2 separate regions of the Homo sapiens genome follow, and region 1 is linked to region 2. The links are chromatin contacts, found by Hi-C or POLR2A ChIA-PET in ENCODE. All regions are on one chromosome and are shown on one strand. Each heading gives the region's core, a stretch centred on a gene start or an enhancer-like site at or near the end of the contact. The rest is flanking DNA. Distances are from core to core; before and after follow the strand shown.

Evidence for each region. A loop is a pair of places that touch in the nucleus more often than their neighbours do. ChIA-PET counts read pairs that join two places held with the same protein, here RNA polymerase II (POLR2A). Pooled maps may share reads with other maps.
Region 1: a pooled map shows a loop between it and region 2 (3-fold over the local background). The contact joins two enhancer-like sites. A Hi-C loop is called at or near these places in 2 of 168 maps with a recorded cell type or tissue (HL-60/S4 and thyroid gland) and 3 of 50 pooled maps. POLR2A ChIA-PET finds 5 or more read pairs at or near these places in 10 of 52 experiments (Caco-2, HEK293T, K562 and 6 more).

The regions. Positions count from the first base shown.
Region 1 is chr10:72,674,120-72,681,013 of GRCh38, reverse strand. No RefSeq gene overlaps it. Among named protein-coding and RNA genes, the nearest start is that of MCU, 15 kb to the left of the region's middle. RefSeq lists a silencer at 4,269-4,563. Within about 2 kb of position 4,458, at least 6 of the 41 ENCODE cell types and tissues checked have a DNase peak (open chromatin) inside an H3K27ac peak, as active enhancers do; they include PC-9, where a contact is called at or near this core.
Region 2 is chr10:72,360,085-72,366,970 of GRCh38, reverse strand. No RefSeq gene overlaps it. Among named protein-coding and RNA genes, the nearest start is that of DNAJB12, 8.6 kb to the right of the region's middle. Within about 2 kb of position 2,495, at least 17 of the 41 ENCODE cell types and tissues checked have a DNase peak (open chromatin) inside an H3K27ac peak, as active enhancers do; they include PC-9, where a contact is called at or near this core.

The sequences.
Region 1 (6,894 bases), core at 3,209-5,708, 310 kb before region 2:
GTCTCAAAAAAATAATAAAAATTAAAAAAAAATTGTTTGAATACAAAAATTAGCCAGGTGAGGTGGTAGGCTCCTGTAGTCCCAGCTACTTGGGAGGCCAAGGCAGAAGAATTGCTTGAACCCAGGAGGCAGAGGTTGCAGTGTGCTGAGATTGCACCACTGCACTCTGCACTCTAGCCTGGGTAATAGAGCCAGAGCCCATCTCAAAAAAAAAAAAAAAAGAATCGTTTTAAATTCAGTTCCCAAACTCAGGAATGAAGGACCCCAGCACCTATACTCTTAACTATTAATGTAATCTGCCCCTCCAGAAACCAGCACTCTTGATGTGCAGTCCAATATAGTTCTCTTAAAGCTATAATTCAGCATTGCTTTTATATCTCCCAGGCCATTCAGTTTGCAATGGAAAAAAAGCAAGATAGAAGGTTAGAGCTGAAGGTGGGGAGTGGTGGCTTAAGCCTGTAATACCAGCACTTTGGGAGGCTGAGGCGGGTGGATCACCTGAGGTCGTGAGTTCAAGACCAGGCTGACCAACATGGAGAAACCCCATCTTTACTAAAAATACAAAGTTAGCCAGGTGTGGTGACGCTTGCCTGTAATCCCAGCTACTTGGGAGGCTGAAGCAGGAGAATTGCTTGAATCTGGGAGGCGGAGGTTGCAGTGAGCTGAGATTGTGCCATTCATTGTACCATAGCACTCCAGCCTGGGCAACAAGAGCGAAACTCCGTCTCCAGAAAAAAAAAAAAAGAAGGTTAGAGCTGAAAAAGACTTGAAAGAGTCTCTAATTCAGGTCTCTAATTCAGTCTCTTAGTCCACAACGGAGCCATTGAGGTCTAAGCGCATAACTGACTTTCCCAAGACCACAAAGCTATTTAGTGGTGAAGGCAAGACTATAATCCAAGTTTCCAAACTCTCAAAGCGGTTCTCTTTTCACTATACCACAAAATCTGCCCCTCCTACACTCTCTTCCTTTGGGGTAGGTACTAGTATAGGGTCCAAAGTTCTTGTTGACTCTTTGAATGGACTGGCTGATATGGCTAGGAAGGATTGGCCCTTACACATATGCAGCTTCTACTTCCTTGTCTATATGCAATGCCACGTCCAATTTTACACATTAGCAGAGTAGGCAGGTAGGATGTGCTGTGGGAAAAAAAAAATCCTGTTTTCTTTTTTGTTGTTGTTTTTGAATCGGAGTCTTGCTCTGTCACCAGGCTGGGGTGCAGTGGCGTGATCTCGGCTCACTGCAACCTCCACCTACCCGGTTGAAGCAATTCTTCTGTCTCAGCCTTGGAATAGCTAGGACTACAGGCGCACACCACCATGACCAGCTAATTTTTATATTTTTAGTAGAGATGGGGTTTCACCACATTGGCCAGGCTGGTCTTGAACTCCTGACCTCGCGATCCGCTCTCCTCGGCCTCCCAAAGTGCTGGGATTACAGGCATGAGCCACCGCGCCCAGTCAAAAAAATTATGCTTTCAAACTGCTTTGCTACATTAGCTTTGCCTTAATACCTCAAACCCTCACATTATTTGCTCGTTTGGGTTAGAGCACTGGAAACCTCTGTGAAAATGCCAGTGGACAGTATAACTAAAGAAAGATCTTGTCAATACCTTAGCTGAAATTTATTTATGCAATTAGCACTTGCCTCTTGGAAGAGTCCTGACAGAGTAGGACTCTGGAGAGATTAGGATTTTCGTGCAGAATCAAATGATACAGGATGGCCTAATAGGTATGAGGTAGGTTAGAGTGGGAACTGCAGTGAGGGGTCATGGCATATAAAGTCATTGAGCTCCTGGGGAAAGTGGGAAGGAATAGATAGTGGACCAGAAACAAGTGTAGAGAATGGAGCACTTTTGTACAAATTAGAAAAAGAGGCCCTGGCCAGGCGCCGTGGCTCATGCTTGTAATCCCAGCACTTTGGGAGGCCAAAGTGGGTGGATCACCTGAGCTCAAGAGTTCAAGACCAGTCTGGCCAACATGGTGAAACCCCATCTCTACTAAAAAACACAAAAATTAGCCAGGCGTGGTGGCGCGTGCTTGTAACTCCAGCTACTCAAGAGGCCGAGTCAGGAGAATCGCTTGAACCTGGGAGGCGGAGGTTGCAGTAAGCTGAGAACATGCCATTGCACTCCAGCCTGGGTGACAGAACAAGACTCTGTCTCAAAAAAAAAAGAGAGAGAGAGAGAGAGACCCCTGTTGCACATCTTGGAGCACAGACTGGATTTCCACCCACAGTGGTCCCCTTTTAGATTCTAGAATAACATTGTTTCACCCAATGTTGTTTTATTACAATGCTGATGAGGGGGGTAAAAAAAGAATCAATTCCTGGCTGGGGTCACTGTCTGTGCAGAGTTTGCTGGTTCTCCCCATGCCATGCCAACTACTTTCCTCTCACATCCCAAAGATGTGCACATTAGGTTCACTGGCGTGTCTACATTGTTCTAGTCTGAGTGAGTGTGTGTGCATGTGTGCACGCGTGCATATGTGTGCCCTATGATGGGATAAGGTCCTATCCAGGGCTGCTTCCCACCTTGTTCCCTAAGCTGTCAGGATAGGCTCTGGCCACTCAGGACCCTGAACTGGAATAAATGAGTCGGAAAATGAATGAATGAATGAATATAAATTATTGTAAAATAAAAATTCGTAAAGTAGATGATAATCATACAAATACACAATAAAGTAGACAATACTCATACAAATACACAATAAACAATGAGGTATGAAAGCACTCAGGGAGACTGCTGAATTTGTTCTCATTTACCCTGTGTGGTGGGAGGAGTTGCGCCTTACAATTTTCACTCTGCACACATTTATTCCTTGGTTTAACCCACCACCAGTATGACCACTGTTACTCACTGATTCACCAAAAATAGGTAAATCTTACTTGCTTTTATTAATTTTTTTTTTTTTTTTTTTTTTGAGGGAGGTCTTGGTCTGTCTCCCAGATTGGAGCACAGTGGCATGATCTCAGCTCATTGCAACCTCCACCTCCCAGGTTCAAGCGATCCTTCCACCTCAGCCTCCTAAGTAGCTGGGACCACAGGTGCACACCACCATGCTCAGCTAATTTTTGTATTTTTTTGTAGAAACGGGGGTTTCACCATGTCACCCAGGCTGGTCTTGAACTTTTAGACTCAAGTTATCTGCACACCTTGGCTTCCCAAAATGCTGGGATTATAGGCATGAGCTACCTCACCTGGCCTAATCTTTCCTAAATGCATGTATAGCTCACATTTATTTCAATATTTAATACTGGAAATGTTTTGAGTCTTTTTTTTTTTTTTTGAGACTGCATCTTGCTCTGTTGCCCAGGCTGGAGTGCAGTGGTGTGATCTCGGCTCACCACAACCTCCCCCTCCTGGGTTCAAGTGATTCTCCTGCCTCAGCCTCCTGAGCAGCTGGGATTACAGGCATGCCACCATGCCTAGCTAATTTTTGTGTTTTTAGCAGAGACAGGGTTTCACCATGTTGGCCAGGCTGATCTTGAACTCCTGACCTCAGGTAATCTGCCCACCTTGGTCTCCCCAAGTGTTGGGATTACAGGCGTGAGACACTACGGCCGGCCTGAGTCTTTATTAACAAGTTTGATGATGTTTTTGTGACCAGGAATATATGCCATAGGAACTTAACTGTTGTTTATATCAATTAGGCCGTGATAATTTTTTTTTATAGTCAGTTCACCTAAAGTCACGGTTTCCAAGAATCTATCAACAGCATTAAGTGAAAACTTACTGTGCACTGAACAATTTGTGACTGACTTGTATCAAGCACATACATCATAACGTTGCTTAGGGACTGCTCTGCCTGCACTCCCGCTGTTGTTACTCTTTTCCCAAAATAGCCATAGAAAATGAAAAGGGAGGCTGGGCGCGGTGGCTCACTCCTGTAATCCCAGCACTTTGGGAGGCCGAGGCGGGCGGATCATGAGTTCAGGAGATCGAGACCATCCTGGCTAACACGGTGAAACCCCATCTCTACTAAAAATACAAAAAAATTAGCCAGGCATGGTGGTGGGCGCCTTGTAGTCCCAGCTACTCGGGAGGCTAAGGAAGGAGAATGGCGTGAACCCGGGAGGCGGAGCTTGCAGTGAGCCCAGATCGCGCCACTGAACTCCAGCCTGGGCGACAGAGCGAGACTCTGTCTCAAAAAAAAAAAAAAAAGAAAATGAGAAGGGAACTAATATTCACACTGCCTAGCTGCAGCCCTCACTGAATCTACTGAGCCCCTACTCTGTGCAGTCACCGTGATCACAAAAAACTCCATGAATTGTATATTCTCATCCCAGTTTTACAGATGAGAAAAATAATGATCCAAAGAGCTTAAGTAGTTTCCCTAAGGCACATAACTAAGAAATCATTCAAAGAGGTTAAGTATTATGTGCTGAGCTGAGTCAAATTGAGGTCTTCTGACTCATGCTTTTCTTGTCTCACTCTACCACGCCCTGTCACTGAAAATTGCTTCCTTGAGTTTGTGCAGTTGCACATTCGCAGTTATGCGAACCCCGTTTACTTCACTGCATTGACCTTCAATGGGCTGATTTATCACAGGTGAGCTGTTGGCTTCTCATTTGTAAGTGGGCCATCTGGCAAGCAGCATATGGAAGCAGACCCTTTAACAAGGTCATAAGAAGGTTAATTAACTCTAGATTTTAAACTATTTTTCTAAAACCTGAAAGAAAGAAATACTGTTTGATATTGAGTACCAGCTGTTAGTAAGGTGTTGTGTTGGGTGCTGTATAGATATTACATTATAACTTCTTGTTTAATCCTCACAATATCCCCGTGAGAAAAATACTACACTAGCCTCCATTTTTCCAATGAAAAACAAATGTGACATTGAGAAGTAACTTGCCAAAGATCTCCTGAGCCCAGGAATTTGAGGCCAGCCTAGGTAACATGGTGAGACCTCGTTTCTACAAAAAGTTATTTTCAAAAAAATTAGTCAGGTGTGGTGGTAGCTCCCCTCTAGTCTCAGCTACTTGGGAGGCTGAAGTGGAAGGATTGCTTGAGCCCAAGAGATTCTCGGCTGCAGTGACCTGAGAATCACACCACTGCACTCTAGCCTAGATGACAGAACAAGACCCTGTCTCAAAAAAAAAAAAAAAAAAAAAAAAGTTTGTAGCTCAGTGAATTCACTAGCGTCCTTCTCCAGCTTGTTTAGAAAGCATAGGAAATCGTTTATAGCAAGTCAACTCCCAGTTCTAACTTTAGGATTCTACCTGCAACTATCATTTTCAACTTATAGTACCCTTGGTGAATGCCAAACAAATAGGCATATAGTACCCAGACACATTTGAAGAAATGCATTTCTACCTTATTGCAAAAAAAAAAAAAAAAAAAAAGACTCACAATCTGATGTCTAATGGTCTAATGTCTATACATTGCTTGGCCATACTGCCCAAGGTAATTTATAGATTCAATGCCATCCCCATCAAGCTACCAATGACTTTCTTCACAGAATTGGAAAAAACCACTTTAAAGTTCATATGGAACCAAAAAAGGGCCCGCATTGCCAAGACAATCCTAAGCCAAAAGAACAAAGCTGGAGGCATCATGCTACCTGACTTCAAACTATACTACAAGGCTACAGTAACCAAAACAGCAAAGTACTGGTACCAAAACAGAGATATAGACCAATGGAACAGAACAGAGCCCTCAGAAATAATACCACACATCTACAACCATCTGATCTTTGACAAACCTGACAAAAACAAGAAATGGGGAAAGGATTCCCTATTTAATAAATGGTGCTGGGAAAACTGGCTAGCCATATGTAGAAAACTGAAACTGGATCCCTTCCTTGTACCTTATATAAAAATTAATTCAAGATGGATTAAAGACTTAAATGTTAGACCTAAAACCATAAAACCTTAGAAGAAAACCTAGGCAATACCATTCAGGACATAGGCACGGGTAAGGACTTCATGTCTAAAACACCAAAAACAATGGCAACAAAAGCCAAAATTGACAAATGGGATCTAATTAAAGTAAAGAGCTTCTGCACAGCAAAAGAAACTACCGTCAGAGTGAGCAGGCAACCTACAGAATGGGAGAAAATCTTTGCAATCTACTCATCCGACAAAGGGCTAATACCCAGAATCTACAAAGAACTCAAATTTACAAGAAAAAAACAAACAACCCCATCAAAAAGTGGGCAAAGGATATGAACAGACACTTCTTAAAAGAAGACATTTGTGCAGCCAACAGACACTTAAAAAAATGCTCATCATCACTGGCCATCAGAGAAATGCAAATCAAAACCACAATGAGATACCATCTCACACCAGTTAGAATGGCGATCATTAAAAAGTCAGGAAACAACAGGTACTGGAGAGGATGTGGAGAAATAGGAACACTTTTACACTGTTGGTGGGACTGTAAACTAGTTCAGCCATTGCGGAAGACAGTGTGGCGATTCCTCAAGGATCTAGAACTAGAAATACCATTTGACCCAGCAATCCCATTACTGGGTATACACCCTAAGGATTATAAGTCATGCTACTATAAAGACACATGCACACGTATGTTTATTGTGGCACCATTCACAGTAGCAAAGACTTGGAACCAACCCAAATGGCCATCAATGATAGACTGGATTAAGAAAATGTGGCACATATACACCATGGAATACTATGCAGCCATAAAAAATGATGAGTTCATGTCCTTTGTAGGGACATGGATGAAGCTGGAAACCGTCATTCTCAGCAAACTATTGCAAGGACAAAAAACCAAACACCACATGTTCTCACTCATAGGTGGGAATTGAACGATGAGAACACTTGGACACAGGAAGGGGAACATCACACACCGGAGCCTGTCGTGGGGTGGGGGAAGGGGGAGGGATAGCATTAGGAGATATACCTAATGTAAATGACGAGTTAATGGGTGCAGCACA
Region 2 (6,886 bases), core at 1,246-3,745:
ATGCAGTGGCGCAATCCTGGCTCACCACAACCTCTGCCTCCCAGGCTCAAGCCATCCTCCCACCTCGGCCTCCTGAGCAGCTGGGACTATAGGTGCACGCGACCACACCTGGCTAATTTTTGTATTTTTTGTAGAGACGAGTTTTGCCACGTTACCCTATGCATTTCACCATAAGGACCTAAGTTTTAAGAACCATAACAACCGGCCTGGCACAGTGGCTCATGCCTGTAATCCCAGCACTTGGGGAGGCTGAGGCTGGCAGATCATGAGGTCAGGAGTTTAAGACCAGCCTGACCAACATGGTAAAACCCTGTCTCTACTAAAAAGCCAGGCATGGTGGCATGTGCCTGTAATCCCAGCTACTCAGGAGGCTGAGGCAGGAGAATCACTTGGACCTGGGAGGCGGAGGTTGCAGTGAGCCAAGATCGCGCCATTGCACTCCAGCCTGGCGACAGAGTGAGACTCTGCCTCAAAAAAAAAAAAAAAAAAAAAAAGAACCATAACAACCAGTGTTGTATGGTGGACCCAATTTTGCCACTAACTCAGTGTGGTCTTGAGCAAGTCATTTCCCACCTGTTTCCTCATCTATAAAATGACAGCTAGGGATGGGCTAAAGGAGCCTTGAGGTTTCTTCCAGGTCCCAAAGCCTCTGCTTCAGCTTTCCTCCAAAATGCCTGCAGCCCCCAGAACCTCCAGGTAGCGCTTCCTGGCATGTCTCCTTGGCACGGCCAACATCATAGAACCACCATACCGAAAACTCGGCCCTTCCTGTGAGGCGGCTGCTCTGAATGTGTTAGTAGGGAGTGCTTGTCAGCCAGAGAAGAACAGAGGCCTGGCTCTGCACCTGTGGCTCCACTGGGAAGGTACTAACCCCAGCATTTACAGAGCAGTTTAAGAACCTCCTTTTTTTTTTTTTTTTTTTTTTTTGAGACAGAGTCTTGCTCACTCTGTTACCAAGGCACGATCTTGACTCACTCACTGCAACCTCTGCCTCCTAAATTCAAGTGATTCTCCTGCCTCGGCCTCCTGAGTAGCTAGGACTACCACTGTGCACCACCACACCCGGCTAACTTTTGTATTTTTAGGAGAGATAGGGTTTCACCATGTTGGCCAAGCTGGTCTCAAAACTCCTGACCTCAAGTGTTCTGCCCACCTCGGCCTCCCAAAGTGCTGGGATTACACGTGTGAGCCACCACACCAGGCCACAACCTCACTTTTAACATCCTTTCTGGGATATCAGATTATCTCTCAAAGGAGTTGGCCACTCTCCTATCTTATCATCTGTCTGCCACCTTTCCCCTCTTGGGGTGTCCCTGGTATCAAAGCAAAGGCTTTGCTCTTCTCATTGCTCCAGGCCTGGGGCATAAGCAAAATGTGAGCTTTTCTTAAATTTGTCCCCGAATCCTAAAATCACTCTTTCCTTTGACCCTCCTTTCTCCAGCCTGAAAGAGGAGTCTCATTCACGGCCTTTGTGGGACATTCATTTCCCTACAAGAGATCTGCTGATTGGCCTGGGCTCGCTAAAGCTGAAAGCTGGAGCATGGCAGGAGAGGGTCAGGATCTCACATGCAACATCTTGAAACCCAGGGTCAAGGGTACCTATCACAGGTACATGGAATTCCAAATGAACTCCACCAGCTCCTAGGAGTGCCTGAGGAAGCAGAGGGTGGTCCAGGTGCTCAAGAAGACATGACAGCCGCACTTTGGCACAATAGGTTAAATGTGCAGGTGAGAGGTACAAGCTAAGACCCAGAAGAGACCAAGGTCCCCCAAGGAAAAAGTCCTCAGGCAAGGTGACATGTGAGCAGCCTGAGACGATTTTAGTAGGCAGAGTTTTTGATGAGCTGGGGAGCATATGGGAACACACAGGGTTGATTTCTGCTTCGGTTTTTATTCAGATTGTTTCTTCTAACCTAGATAGAATAAGCCTCCCCTCCTCCAAGACTCAGCTCATCCAGCATGGTGGCTCACATCTGTAATCCCAGCACTATAGGAGGCCGAGGTGGGAGGATCGCTTGAGCCCAGGAATTTGAGGCGACACAGCAAAACCCCATCTCTACTAAAGATTATAAAAATTGGCCGAGTGTGGTGGCACACACCTGTAGTCCCAGCGGCTGAGGTGGGAGGATCACTTGAACCTGGAGGCAGAAGTTGCAGTGAGCTGAAATCACACCACTGCACTCCAGCTTGGGCGACAGAGTGAGACCCTGTCTCAAAAACAAAGAATGTGAGTACACAATCGTTAAGTGCCCCACCTAGTTTTAGTTCTGGCTAGAGCATATGCTCTATAACCCTGTTGGACTCTTAAGGCAAAGGAGAGGTCCAGGCAATGACTGCATCCAGGCAAGGAAGCAGGCACGGCAGCTTGGGAGCCAGGAGTCAAGCCCCGTGGCGAGGGCATCTGACTGCAAGCCTTAGCACAGCCCAAGCAGGGTTATGTGCTCTCTCAAGAAACGGAACAGGAAGGAGGAGGAGACAGGGTCTGGTTTAGCTTTCAGGCTTCAAGTGCCACCTGCTGGCAAGAAGGCTCCGTGCAAGGGCTCATTGGCCCAGAGCCAGAGAAGGGGAGGCTGCGCGATTCCAGCCTAGACCCAGCCCTACTCCAGAAAATAGGCCTCCCCAGGGACCTGAGTCGCATGGAGTGGAGTGGAATGAACGGCCAGAGACGGATCATAACCATAAAGAGTGACACTGTTGGGAGGCCGAGGTGGGCAAATCACAAGGTCAGGAGATCGGGACCATCCTGGCTAGCACAGATTAGCACAGACTCTACTAAACTCTACTAAAAATACAACAAAAATTTGCCGGGCATGGTGGCACATGCCTGTAATCCCAGCTACTCGGGAGGCTGAGTCAGGAGAATTGCTTGAACCCGGGAGGTGGAGGTTGCAGTGAACCGAGATCACGCCACTGCATTCCAGCCTGGCGACAGAGCAATCTCAAAAAAAGAAAAAAGAGTGATACTAGGGATCTGAATGTAATTGCGCAAAGGAAAAGAGCTATTTATGCCCATGATGTATTGTTTGTTCTCTGTGTCCTAAGAATGGGAATTCTTCCTAGGAATTAAGAAGGTATAATTCACTCTCTTCATTCTACAACTCTACTGATCGCCTACCATGGACCCAAGCACTAAGCAAGGTTTTCAAGGAGTTTGCATTCTAGTGAGGAAAACAGAAAATAAGCCATAAAGTTAAGTACAGGCTGCTACAAGAACACTTAGAAGAGCAGGAGCCAGGCGCAGTGGCTCACACCTATAACCCCAGCACTTTGGGAGGCCAAGGCGGGCAGATCACCTGAGGTCAGGAATTCAAGACCAGCCTGGGCAACACAGTGAGACCCCTGTCTCTAAACAAAAAAAAAAAAAAAAATTAGCCAGGCATGGTGGCACACGCCTGTAGTCCCAGCTACTCAGGAGGCTAAGACAGGAAGATTGCTTGAGCCAAGGAGGTTGAGGCTGCAGTGAGCCAAGATTACACCACTGCACACCAGCCAGGGTGACAGAGCAAGACCCTGTCTCAAAGGCCATCTAATGCAGACTTGGGAGTTCAAGGCAGGCTTGCAGAGGAAGTGGCTTGGTTTTGTTTATTTAAAAAAGTGGACGGGCGCGGTGGCTCACGCCTGTAATCCCAGCACTTTGGGAGGCTGAGGCGGGCAGATCACAAGGTCAAGAGATCGAGACCATCCTGGCCAACATGGTGAAACCCCGTCTGTACTAAAAATTAGCCAGGTATGGTGGCATGCGCCTGTAGTCTCAGCTACTCAGGAGGCTGAGGCAGGAGAAGTGCTTGAACCTGGGAGGCAGAGGTTGCAGTGAGCCAAGATTGTGCCACTGCACTCCAGCCTGGCGACAGAGTGAGACTCCATCTCAAAAAAAAAAAAAAAGTAATAATACTATGAACTTTATACCAATAAATTTGAAATTGATTGTTTCCTAGAAAATATAATTTACCAAAAAAACACAAGGCAACAAAATCTAAACAGACTTAATAAATTGAATCAGTAGTTAGAAATCTACTTACAACAAAAAGTACCAAACCCAGATGGCTTTATATGAGGGAGAAAAAAAAAAAAACGGATCAGATTCTGTAGGGCCCTATAATCCCCAATGAGGAGTTTGGACTTTTATCTTAATGATAATTAGAAGCCACCGAAGGGCTTTAAGCAGGAAAATGACATAATGAGCTTTGATTTTTAAAATGATGGCTTTGCCTGCATCCAGGTTGGCATGTGATCCAGGCTGGAGATTTATAATCAGTTTTAAAATGCTGAAAGCGGCTAGGTTTGGTGGCTCATGTCTGTAATCCCAGCACTTTGGGAGGCTAAGGCGGGCGGATCACCTGAGGTCAGGAGTTCAAAACCAGCCTGGCCAACATAGCGAAACCCCGTCTCTACTAAAAATACAAAAATTAGCCAGGCATCGTGGCGGGAGCCTGTAATCCCAGCTACTTGGGAGGGTGAGACAGAAGAATTGCTTGAACTCGGAAGGCGGAGATTGCAGTGAGCCGAGATTGCGCCACTGCACTCCAGCCTGGGTGACAGAGCGAGACTCCATCTCAAAAAGAAACCCCAAAACCTGGGTTCCTTCAATTTCAAGGTCAACTGACCATGAACACATGAAATATCCAGATCATTTTCCCAACTGTAAAATATTAATACCAGCTCCATCTCTTCCCCCAAGGGAAACTGGAAATAGAAATCATCAAAGTGCAAGGACTTTAACCAAAAAGCCTGTACTTGATGGGATATCCAGGAGACAGACCAGGGTCAGTACAGAGGGCTGTGGTTGGCCTGTGCCCTTATCTCTCCAGTGTCCAGCCTCTGGCTCTCCCTAGGTGTAGAAGGCTTCTCCAGGGAGGAGGAGAGAGCAAGGGACTAAAGTGGGGGTCCAGAGGTGCAGTGGGGGAATATTCACATGTTCATTCAACAAATAATTTATTGAAGCTCAAAGTGAAAATCCAATTACCTATCAGTTATTCAGTCTTGGGTGAATTATTTTCATCATCTTCAATGTGAGGTTTACCTTGGTTGTTTTTTTGTTTACAGTTTTTAATACAGTTTTTAAACAGGTAAACATCCACATAGTTCCAGAATCAAATATTGGGAATCCACCGGTATTTGATTCCAGAATCATCCACTGAGTGCGGAGGCTCATGTCTGTTATCCCAGCATTTCTGGAGATCAAGGAGGAAGGATCGCTTGAGCTCACGAGTTCAAGACCAGCCTGGGCAACATGACAAAACCCCATCTCTACTAAAAATACGAAAAAATAACTGGGCATGGTAGCATGTGCCTGTGATCCCAGCTACTTCGGAGGCTGAGGTGGGAGGATCGCTTGAGCCTGGGGAGGTTGAGGCTTTAGTGAGCCTTGATTGTGCTACTGCACTCCAGCGTGGACAACAGAATGAGACCCTGTCTCAAAAAAAAAGGTGTCTACGTTGAGGTCTCATTCTCAGCCATCCCCACAGCTGCATGGTATTCCATTATATACCATAGCTTAGTCAAAAGGGTAGTTTATTGAGGGAGAGATTTTGGAGCCTGGAGTTGTTTTTTTTTTTTTATAAAGAGGCCTTGCAGGGTCACATTTGGAGGCAGAAAGAGACACTGGGGAGCCAGGGAGTAAAAGAGCAAAGGCCATGAAGTGGGGCATATTCCACGACTTGGCCATTCTTCCTGAAGCCTTAGGAAGGAATCTAGCCCCCTGACTTGCTCAGGGAAGCTCTGGATAAAATATGTGAGGAGAGAAAAACCTGTCTGTGGGATTAACTTATTCTATTCATTTAACAAATATGTATGAGCCTCTATTAGGTATCAGGGCCCTGTGCTCAGACCATGGGGAACACGGGCAAGATCTCCAAATTGGTTTAGCTGGAGACAGAATGTAAGTAAACTTGCAAGCAAAGGCAGTGAAAGTGGGAGTCCATGGAGGGTCTGGGCTTAATAAGTGCTATGGGAGTTCAAAGCAGGGGGAGTTCCTGAAGAAGCCCCTTTCTCAGCCTCAGACCCTGGCTCAGATGTCATCTCCCACAGGAAACCTTCCCAGTGCTACACACATAACTGATAACTGTGTCTTCTGAGCTGCTGGAGTTTACACAGTCCCATTGTCCTTACCATAGTACCCTGTCATTCTTTCCAATCTGTTTCCCTTACTAGACTGTGAGCTCCCTGATGGCAGGTTCTGTCCTTATTCATGGTGCATCTCTGAATCCCTAAATCTCTGCACAGTGCCTGGCTTTCCATGTAGACATATGACCATTAAATTCTCTCTCACACAGAGGAGATAGGGTTTAAGCCAAGCCCTAAAGAATAAATTAGATTTGGACAGATAGGAAAGAATTAAAGCCAACAGGCATATAGATACGAGTGAGGTGAAGCATTGGCTCAGTAAAGATGGGGAAGGTACAATGGGAAATACAAGCATGTTAAAGGCAGATTGTGAATTCTTGGTATCCCCAGAGGAGAGAAATCTAGAGGCTGGTGGTCACCCAATACAAAGGTGGTTTTAGGTCTAGGAGCAAAATGAGGAGATGCTGAGATTCATTGGTAGATTCCTTTTTCCAGTGACTTCTGGATATCTGTGAAGGTGGCAATGAAAAGTTTTGGTTTTTTGTTTTGTTTTGTTTTGTTTTGTTTTGGAGACTGTCTCTTCCATTTGTTGCCGAGGCTTGAAAGCAGTGGTGCCACCTCGGCTCAATGCAACCTCTGCCTCCCAGGTTCAAGCAATTCTCGTGCCTCAGTCTCTCAAGTAGCTGGGATTACAGGGTTGAACCACCATGCCCAGCTAATTTTTGTAGTTTTAGTAGAGACAGTGTTTCACCATGTTGGCCAGGGTGGTCTTGAACTCCTGATCTCAAGTGATTTGCCCACCTTTGCCTCCCAACGTGCTAAG